3 separate regions of the Mus musculus genome follow, and all the other regions are linked to region 3. The links are chromatin loops, found by intact Hi-C in ENCODE. Cell type or tissue: left cerebral cortex. All regions are shown on one strand.

Region 1 (2,500 bases), 970 kb after region 3:
TGTGTATTCAGCTCTCGGTGATTTAGACACCAGTGAGCCTGGCATACTGCAGGCTTGGATAAATTCAGGGCAGTTATAGTCAAGCAGAGATGGGAAAAGACTGAAAGATTAATGAGCGAGCTTAAAACAAAGCTTCAAAAATGAGAGCAGTGCTCTGCTCGGTCTTATATAATTGTGCAGAATAGAAGTCGGTTTTGGCGGCTGTTGTTAAAAAAAATTTTAGGATCTTGGCAGAAAATGTTTATTTGTTATAAAAATCGGACCTAGAGAATGCAAGTGAAAACCTGGGTTGAAATATCCAGTTCCTGCTTGGCTGTGTAGTCCTCAGAGACACACCCTGCCCATAGCCTCTTTTATTCTTGCTTGACCAAGCCTCTTCAGTTCTCCCCACTACACCCCCCACGGAACTTCCCACTGCTTCATGATGGTGAGGGCCAAAGTCCCAGCTCTGGCTACTCTCCAGGAAGTGCACATCTGGGTGGTGTTCCTGGAGGCCTCACTGGCACTCTTGCGTGTTGACCAAGGCCTAACAGATCAGGACCGTTCAGAAGCATGAGAGCCCTCTGCCACGGTAGCCCAACTTACTGCTGATTACCTGTGGATCCCAGTTTCTGGCTGGTGGCTTTCAATAGTAGCCTCGTGGCATTTCTTTACTAAGACTTAATGCAAGGGATCCTAATGGCTTTAAAATGCGCTTTTACCTTTGCCAATCCTTTTAATAGCCCCTGTAACTAACCTTCCATTTGCCCAACACTGTGGAGCTCTGCTGCGGAGCTGGTCATCCCGTAATGCGAGGCTGGGCACTCAGGGAAAGGGCAGCTCGTAATTAACGCAGTGCAGGTGAGCCATTTCTTTGATCCAGGGCTTGCCAGCGCAGTGAAGAAGAGCAGCCTTGGAAGAGAGACTGCCAACTCAGAAGAGGGTTCTCCAGTCTGTGTAGACACAGCAGCAGCCTTTCACTCTGCCTGTCCCTTTCTTCAAGGAGTTTGGCGCCACCTACAGGAGGCAGGAAGCGCGGTAACCTCAGCTTCTCATGGAAGCACTGGACTTCTCCCCGTGGTCATTCCTCATATTTAGGGTTTTTTTCCCCCCCTATCAAGTTGATCACTTGTTCAGCATGTAGTATTTATCAAGCCTCTCTTTGGCCACGGGATGATGCTAAGCTCTATGGGAAGAAAGGTTACGTCTGTACTAACTGTTTTGGCAGAAGATTCCTCACCGGTAATTGCTTGGTAAGGTCTCTGTTTCTGCTGCCCTGAGCCTTTTCCTTGGACACTCCAGCAAGAGAGAGCAGTTACAGATGGGCGTTGGAGGGGACAGCCTACAAGGGCTGCAGACTTCACTTTTGAGTTTCCTTTGTTTTTTTTTTTTTTTTTTTTTTTTGTGGACAGAGTGGCAGCCAATCCATTATTTTCTTGTTTGTTTCTATTTGTTTTCTTTGGAAAGAAATGTTGAGTTTAACAAAGGGGTGGGGGGAACTACAGTCAAGGAAGTTCAAGATGCATGATCCAGTTCAGAGACTTCAGGGGGAAAGACAGGTGATCGCTGTTGCTGGTGCATTAAAGGTGCTGAAGAGATAATGAGGATCAATTATTTTCATTCATCAGCCTTTCATAACTGTATCACTGAATTAAGCTCTCCATTGTTCCACGCTGGAGGGATTTGGCTTGAAAGGAGTTAAGAAGGTAGGTTTCTGCCTGCGAGTGAATGAGCTCAGCTCTCCCTTCCCCACCAGCACCCCTAACCCAGACCTGTTCTTGAACTCTCTGCCTGCACCCTGCTGGGTTTTTTGTGTCATCTTGCACCACACCCCGACCCCCACTCCACCACTCTGCCTCCCAGACCCACTGTGGCTCACATCAGCTTGAGCACGTGTCCTCATCTGTCCACTACAAAAGACACAGTCATGTAACCTGCCCTTCTTTGTAGTATTTCTAGCTTTTCTTTCCCCCCTCCTCCAACTTCTGGGCAAATGACATCATCATTCATTCAGGGTTCTGGGAAATAACTCCTGGTTATCTTCCACACGTTCCCCAAGAAACTCAAGTAGGTTCTGAGCCTGTCTCTTTACCTCTATAGCTTTTCGTAAATGTCCTTGTTTAAAACTGAATTTCTGTTTTGCTTTTCTGTCATTTCATCCTCTCGAATTTCCCGTAACTTTGTATTTTCTAAGTCATTTGTCTTCTTTAGAAATCCTTACTAGTTGGCTTCTAGTAGATTTGTATAATGGCCTGTTGGCTAGAGAGAGCTGTCTAGTCAAATGAAAAATTTCCCACCAAGCCCCATGTTAAAATAGACTGTGGAATTTGGATATTTTTCTGGGTTTAGACACTTAGGTTTCTATTTAAACATCAAAAGGAATTTACAGATAAGAAAAACATGTTAGTTATTTGATGGGGAAGGCCACACATTGGAGCTGAAACGATTTTAAATACAGTATTTCATATGTTTATACCAAACAACTGACTAATGGTTTCTAAAAATAAATATTTAGAGCATC
Region 2 (2,500 bases), 1.5 Mb after region 3:
GGTCTGTAATTGACAGTATCTCTGCTGCCCTCCTAGTGCAGTGCCTTGAGCCAGAGGTCTCTCCAAAACAGCAAAGCAAAGCCTCTTAGCTCCCTGATTCACACAAGGTCGTGTGTTATCAGCCACAGATGTGAGCCTCGCAGCCTCCCGCTCTCGAGCACCGTGGAAATGGGTTTGGCAGATGGACAAAACGCGTAAGGTGACAAGCACTGTAAAGTTAGCCCACAGGTTGCTGGGACACAGGCTGTGGACCCTGCTCCTTTTGAGCTGCACCGGACATCTGGAGCAGGCTGTGAAGCAAGAGATCTTAGGATGCCAGCCCTAACAGACACTGCCACCCGGGTCTCACCCTCCCAAGGCCTCTGCAGAAGCATTCTTACTGCACGCTCTCCTGAACCGTCTTTTGTCCTCCCATAGAGACCGGGAGAGGCTTTGGGTCCATTGCGGATGTGTGTGTCTTCCTCCACTCACTGTCTCCCCTGTATGGGGTGAGATCAATTGCATGCCAGACACAATCAGCTTTCTCCCCGGTAACCAAGGTGTCAGAGGCTCAGTGGGAAGTGCTCAGGCTAGCCTACACATCCTCGCAGGTAATAAGTGAAATAAGGGGTGTGCTCTCTAGCCTCCCGGAGGAGCAGAGAACCACTGTCCAGGTCAACCAGTGTAAAGTCTCTCTTACAGAAATTATCCCACGTAGAACATTCTCTCTAGCTCACTTTCCCATCCTTCCTTCTCTCCCCACCCCCTTTTGAGGCCTCCGAGTCTGCCTGCTGCCTGAGAGGCTGCTGACTGGATCTGTAGCCTGCTTGGGGTACATCTCAGGGAGAGGGGAGGGACAGGTGCCAGATGCAGGCAACTCTCTGCTAGGTGTACAGCCCCTTCCCCAGGCCTGCCCACGTTAGGGAGGCTTGCAGCTTGGCAGCCTTCTAGAGCAGACCTCACCTTGAGTTCTGATCCAAACCGCAGCTGTCCGTCACAACCTCATCCCCAGCTGTAGGACTTACTATAATTTCATATAGTTATGTAGGTAGATATTAAAAAGGCATCTGGGAAAATGGATAGCGTATCAGGGCAAAGATTTCATAAAAGTCATTTTTTTTTTAACTGTCCAGCCATTGGTACCCGCTCAAAATCCTCTCTAATACACACAAGTTCCTCAAGGCCCTTTTCCTGATCTTAGAGCGCCCCCTTTGGAAAGGAGTCTCCTACTGCGTCTGGGAGCGCCTGCTTCTCTCTGGGCCTTTGAGGAGAGCAGAGAGACTAGGAATGGAGAAAAAAGGAGACCTGAAAAGAGTAAAAAAGGAGACGGAGCTGAACTTCAGGCAACATCTGAGGCAATGTGTGAGGGGAACTATACTTCACGTTCACACCTGCGCTCCCACTAAACCTTCAGAAGCCGTGGCCCCCAGTGAAAACACAGGGAGGAGACGCTGTGCCCAGGACGCTTTGGGGGTTCTGGCTGGACACCCAGAACGGATACTTGTCATAATACCAAGGGATCTTTTAGGAGTCCTCGCTCTCTGCATTTTCATCGGGCTTTGCTTCTTTCCTGTCTTGGTGACAATGGCTAGATGACAGGACCCGAAAGGAAGCCGAATGGCGAGCAGAAGCACGCTCTGGTGCAAGAGTGTGTCCTCAGGAGGGTCAGTGAAGGGAGGAGCAGATGGGCTTCCGAGGCAGGGGCTTGGTGTAATAGACTATTCCAAGACATGGGACCCTTAAGGAGCATTATATAGTAAGGACTCAGCTCACACAGTGATGGATTCTGGGAATACCCACCGCCTGAGTTCTAAGCTGGAGACCCAGGGAAGATGGTGCTATAGTTCAGCCTCAATCCCAAGGTCTAATAACCACGGAACCAGGGCTGTAAGTCTCAGCCCCAGGCAGGAGAAAACTCAAAAGATCTCCTGGTTCAAGTGATCTGGAACGAGTTTTCCCTTCCTCTCACGGTGGCTCTATTCAGACTCCCATCCAATTAGATTACAGGATACCTTGGTGGAGACAATCTGTTCAAATGCTAATCCCATCCATAGATCTGGCCCATGGGCATGCTCCAGAGCTTGTTTAGATAAACCCCTGAGCATCCCATACCTCAGGCAAGCCGACCCACACAATGAGGCATCGGCCTGGTGATGTCAGAGATGAATAGACAACTCAGCTTAAGGTGCTGAGGAAAACCTAGGATCCTGGGGAAGGAGCCAATCAGGAGCCAGGAGGTGCACAGGTGATGGAGATGAGACCGCAGGAGGTAATTAGGACCACTCTATAGAGGGGCCCTTGAAGGACATCAGTGTTGAGCCGGGGGCAAAGAGGAGCTGTTGACTGGATGTATCTTAAAGACACAGCAGTGTGAGGGGGGGGGGGGTTCTGTGGTTGCAGAAACCCAGCAGGAGGGCTTTGGGTCCTCAGGATAGACCTAGGGTATGCAAAGTGTGAGCTTGACCAGGGAATACAAGCCACTCTCCAAGGAAATCGTTGATTGGTGTAGGCAGCAAGAACT
Region 3 (2,500 bases):
CTCTCTCTCTTCTTGAAGATTGGAAATTAGGCATTAATAAAACAGCAGACCAAAGAACTGTCATGGAGATAGCTGTGTGGTGATGGCAGTGATGGTGGTGGCAATGGTAGTGTTGATGTAAGTGTTGGCGGTAGTGGCAGCGGCGGTGATGATGGTAGTGGTGGCATGCAATAGTGACAGTGATGGTGGTGGCCTGCAATGGTGGGGAAGGTGGCCTACAATGATGATGATGGTGGTGGTGGTGGCCTGCAATGGTGGTGGCTTGGCTTCAGCGTAAGGGCTGGGCAAGAAGAGGCTGCTGGTCTAGGAGTGGGGAACCCCCAGCTCTTGTTTTTGTGTAATGGCAATCCAGGGGTTTCTGGAGAAGAATGGGAGACTTTGACGAATGCCTGTAGGTGGTGATGGTTTTCTGCTTCCTGCAAAGGGTTAAATGTCATGGACGGACACAGGCTGATTTCTCCACTAGGCACAGTTGGCAGTAAACATCGTTTCAACTTCTGTTAAGGCCCGAGGAAAAGAAACTTTTAAGCTGAGAGAAATATTCTAATATATCTCAATCTTTATGTCAAATCAGTAATAAAATATAATTTTTAGATGAATGTGTGTGTGTGTGTGTGTGTGTGTGTGAAAGGAACAGGAAGACACAAGTACTTGGGATATATGGGGCCACCTCCATTGGATGGGATTATTCTAACATGTCCCATCTACCCATGGATTCTCCTTGGCCTGCCTTGGCTGTAACACTTAGGCTTGGAATAGCCTCTTACTCATCTGCCCATGTGTCTGCCGAGGGGCCCTGTGTCCAAGGAAGGAGGCAATTGTTCCGCTGATGGGTAGCAGGGACCTAGGATTGGAATCCAGCCTCTCTCTGTCACTTCCTCACTCATGTCCAGGGACGAGCCAACCAGGAGGCACCAAATACCTGCTCCAAACAGGCCTCAGCCTTTTGAACTCCTCTCGTCCCTACCTTCTGCTCATCTGTACTGACAAAACTTTCAGAAGGACTGGGGCAGGGATCTGTCTTTTCTTGTGGAGGTACTGCTATCAGGAGCGGGTGGATGGACGCCTGTGCTATGGAACCCCAGACACTGGACAGAACCACCCTGAGAAACCCCGGCTTGCAGTTGGATGGCCTTTCCACCAGGTGGCAGGCTTGCTCTACATAGATGTATTGCTTGGAGTACTTACCTGGCAATGGCCAGAGGGGTCTGAGGGTGCCAAATCAGCCTGAGGTCCCGGGCTTGTTCAGCGGCATGTGTGTGGCTTCAGAGGCAGGGACCAGACCTCTCAAACTGTTACTGGACTCCTGCTGGATTCTGTTTCTGGGGGACCTTGTTCTCAAAGTGCCTAGAGGCAGATGGCAGATGTTTGAACAGAGCGCCCCCTGGAGCAAGGAGTGCTGATTTGACCAGAATAGGATCTGGTATCCTTGGTGACTTTCTCTGCACTTTGCTTCTGCAGGTAGCTCCTAGCTGCTGGTTTTGGCTTAGGGCATGGAGCATGCATGTATATTTTGGTGGTTCATTCCTTCCTACTCACTAACCAGACTTCCACAAAGTATCCACCTAGAGCAGCTAGCCTGAGCGCCAGCCACCTTACCTACCCTTTTAGGGGCATGTAAACAATATCCTTCCTCCAGCACCCTGGGATCTCTCTGAGGGACCCCTAGAAACAACAGAACACTGGTTAGCTAGGACTATCTCTGCATCAAGAGATCCAAGTCCTGGTCAATTGCTCACAATAGAGATAAGGCCAAGTAGCTGCAGGAGTAGGGGAGACCTGTAAGCTCTGGCCTGGATCACTGGGAAGTGAAGAGGAGGCACCAGGTCCTTTAGGGAGGTGGAGGCATACTGCACTGGCCTCTTTGTCTCCAGCAGCTCCAGAGGCCTCCATTCCTGAGCCAGTGTTCAGAGTCCCCTGCCCCATTGCCAGCTAAGCCTGCACTGTCTCAGGACTGGTGACTCAGCAGCATTTTCTGCTCTTCTCAACCAAGGGGCCAGGGAGGCCATCTTCCCAAGCTCTGCCACTCCCCAGCCTGGACTGTCTACCAGCCTCACCCCCATCCCATTCTCCCTTCTCCCACTGGTGCCTCATTTCTTCATTCATGGGCAGCCTCCCTCTGAGATTAGGAGAGTTTCACCAGCCTGGTTGGGAGTCATAATAGGGCGTGGTGCTTCTGTTGTTTTTGGGAATCTGAACTACAGCTTGCAGAGACAGGAGAAGGGAAGCAGAGAGAAGAGAAAGAAGGGTTAGGAGGGAGAGTAGGAAAGCAGAGAAGAAAGAGTATAGAGAGGGGAAGGAGAGGAAGGCAGGAGAGGTGGCTACTGGGGGACAAGGTGGTTGAGATGTGAATCAAAATATGTCTTTCCTACCCAGATGGAAGACATGGGAGAGATAGGTCTGGGGAAGCCACTGTGTGTGCTGGTGTTGGGTAGACAGCATAGTGGGGTTGGAAGGAGAAAACAAATAGAATGAAAGTGATCCTCCCTAAAAAGGGGGG

The links. Hi-C counts contacts between places; a loop is a spot of excess contacts. Peaks named below come from ENCODE experiments on the same cell type or tissue, not always from the same donor. Only the 100,000 strongest peaks of a DNase experiment are listed, where the experiment ranks them.
Region 1: a loop joins it to region 3, with 8 times the contacts of the local background. A loop is called at or near these places in 21 of 42 quality-filtered maps.
Region 2: a loop joins it to region 3, with 6 times the contacts of the local background. A loop is called at or near these places in 13 of 42 quality-filtered maps.

What each region holds. Positions count from the first base shown.
Region 1 is chr9:47,707,516-47,710,015 of GRCm38, forward strand. The region is part of intron 1 of Cadm1 (cell adhesion molecule 1); the gene reads left to right. Among named protein-coding and RNA genes, the nearest start is that of Gm10677, 110 kb to the right of the region's middle. In left cerebral cortex, a CTCF peak has its summit at 993 (motif pointing left); DNase peaks (open chromatin) are centred at 123, 407 and 968; H3K4me3 peaks cover 305 bases; H3K27ac peaks cover 924 bases.
Region 2 is chr9:48,257,041-48,259,540 of GRCm38, forward strand. Gm51672 (a long non-coding RNA gene) reads right to left here. Exons shown (of 4, transcript XR_003948154.1): 4 at 1-2,500. It also overlaps a transcript of Nxpe4 not described here. Among named protein-coding and RNA genes, the nearest start is that of Gm51672, 26 kb to the right of the region's middle. In left cerebral cortex, a CTCF peak has its summit at 1,180; a DNase peak (open chromatin) is centred at 1,183.
Region 3 is chr9:46,734,598-46,737,097 of GRCm38, forward strand. No RefSeq gene overlaps it. Among named protein-coding and RNA genes, the nearest start is that of Gm31614, 95 kb to the right of the region's middle. In left cerebral cortex, CTCF peaks have their summits at 1,182 (motif pointing right) and 1,390 (motif pointing left); DNase peaks (open chromatin) are centred at 1,194, 1,325 and 2,008; H3K27ac peaks cover 438 bases.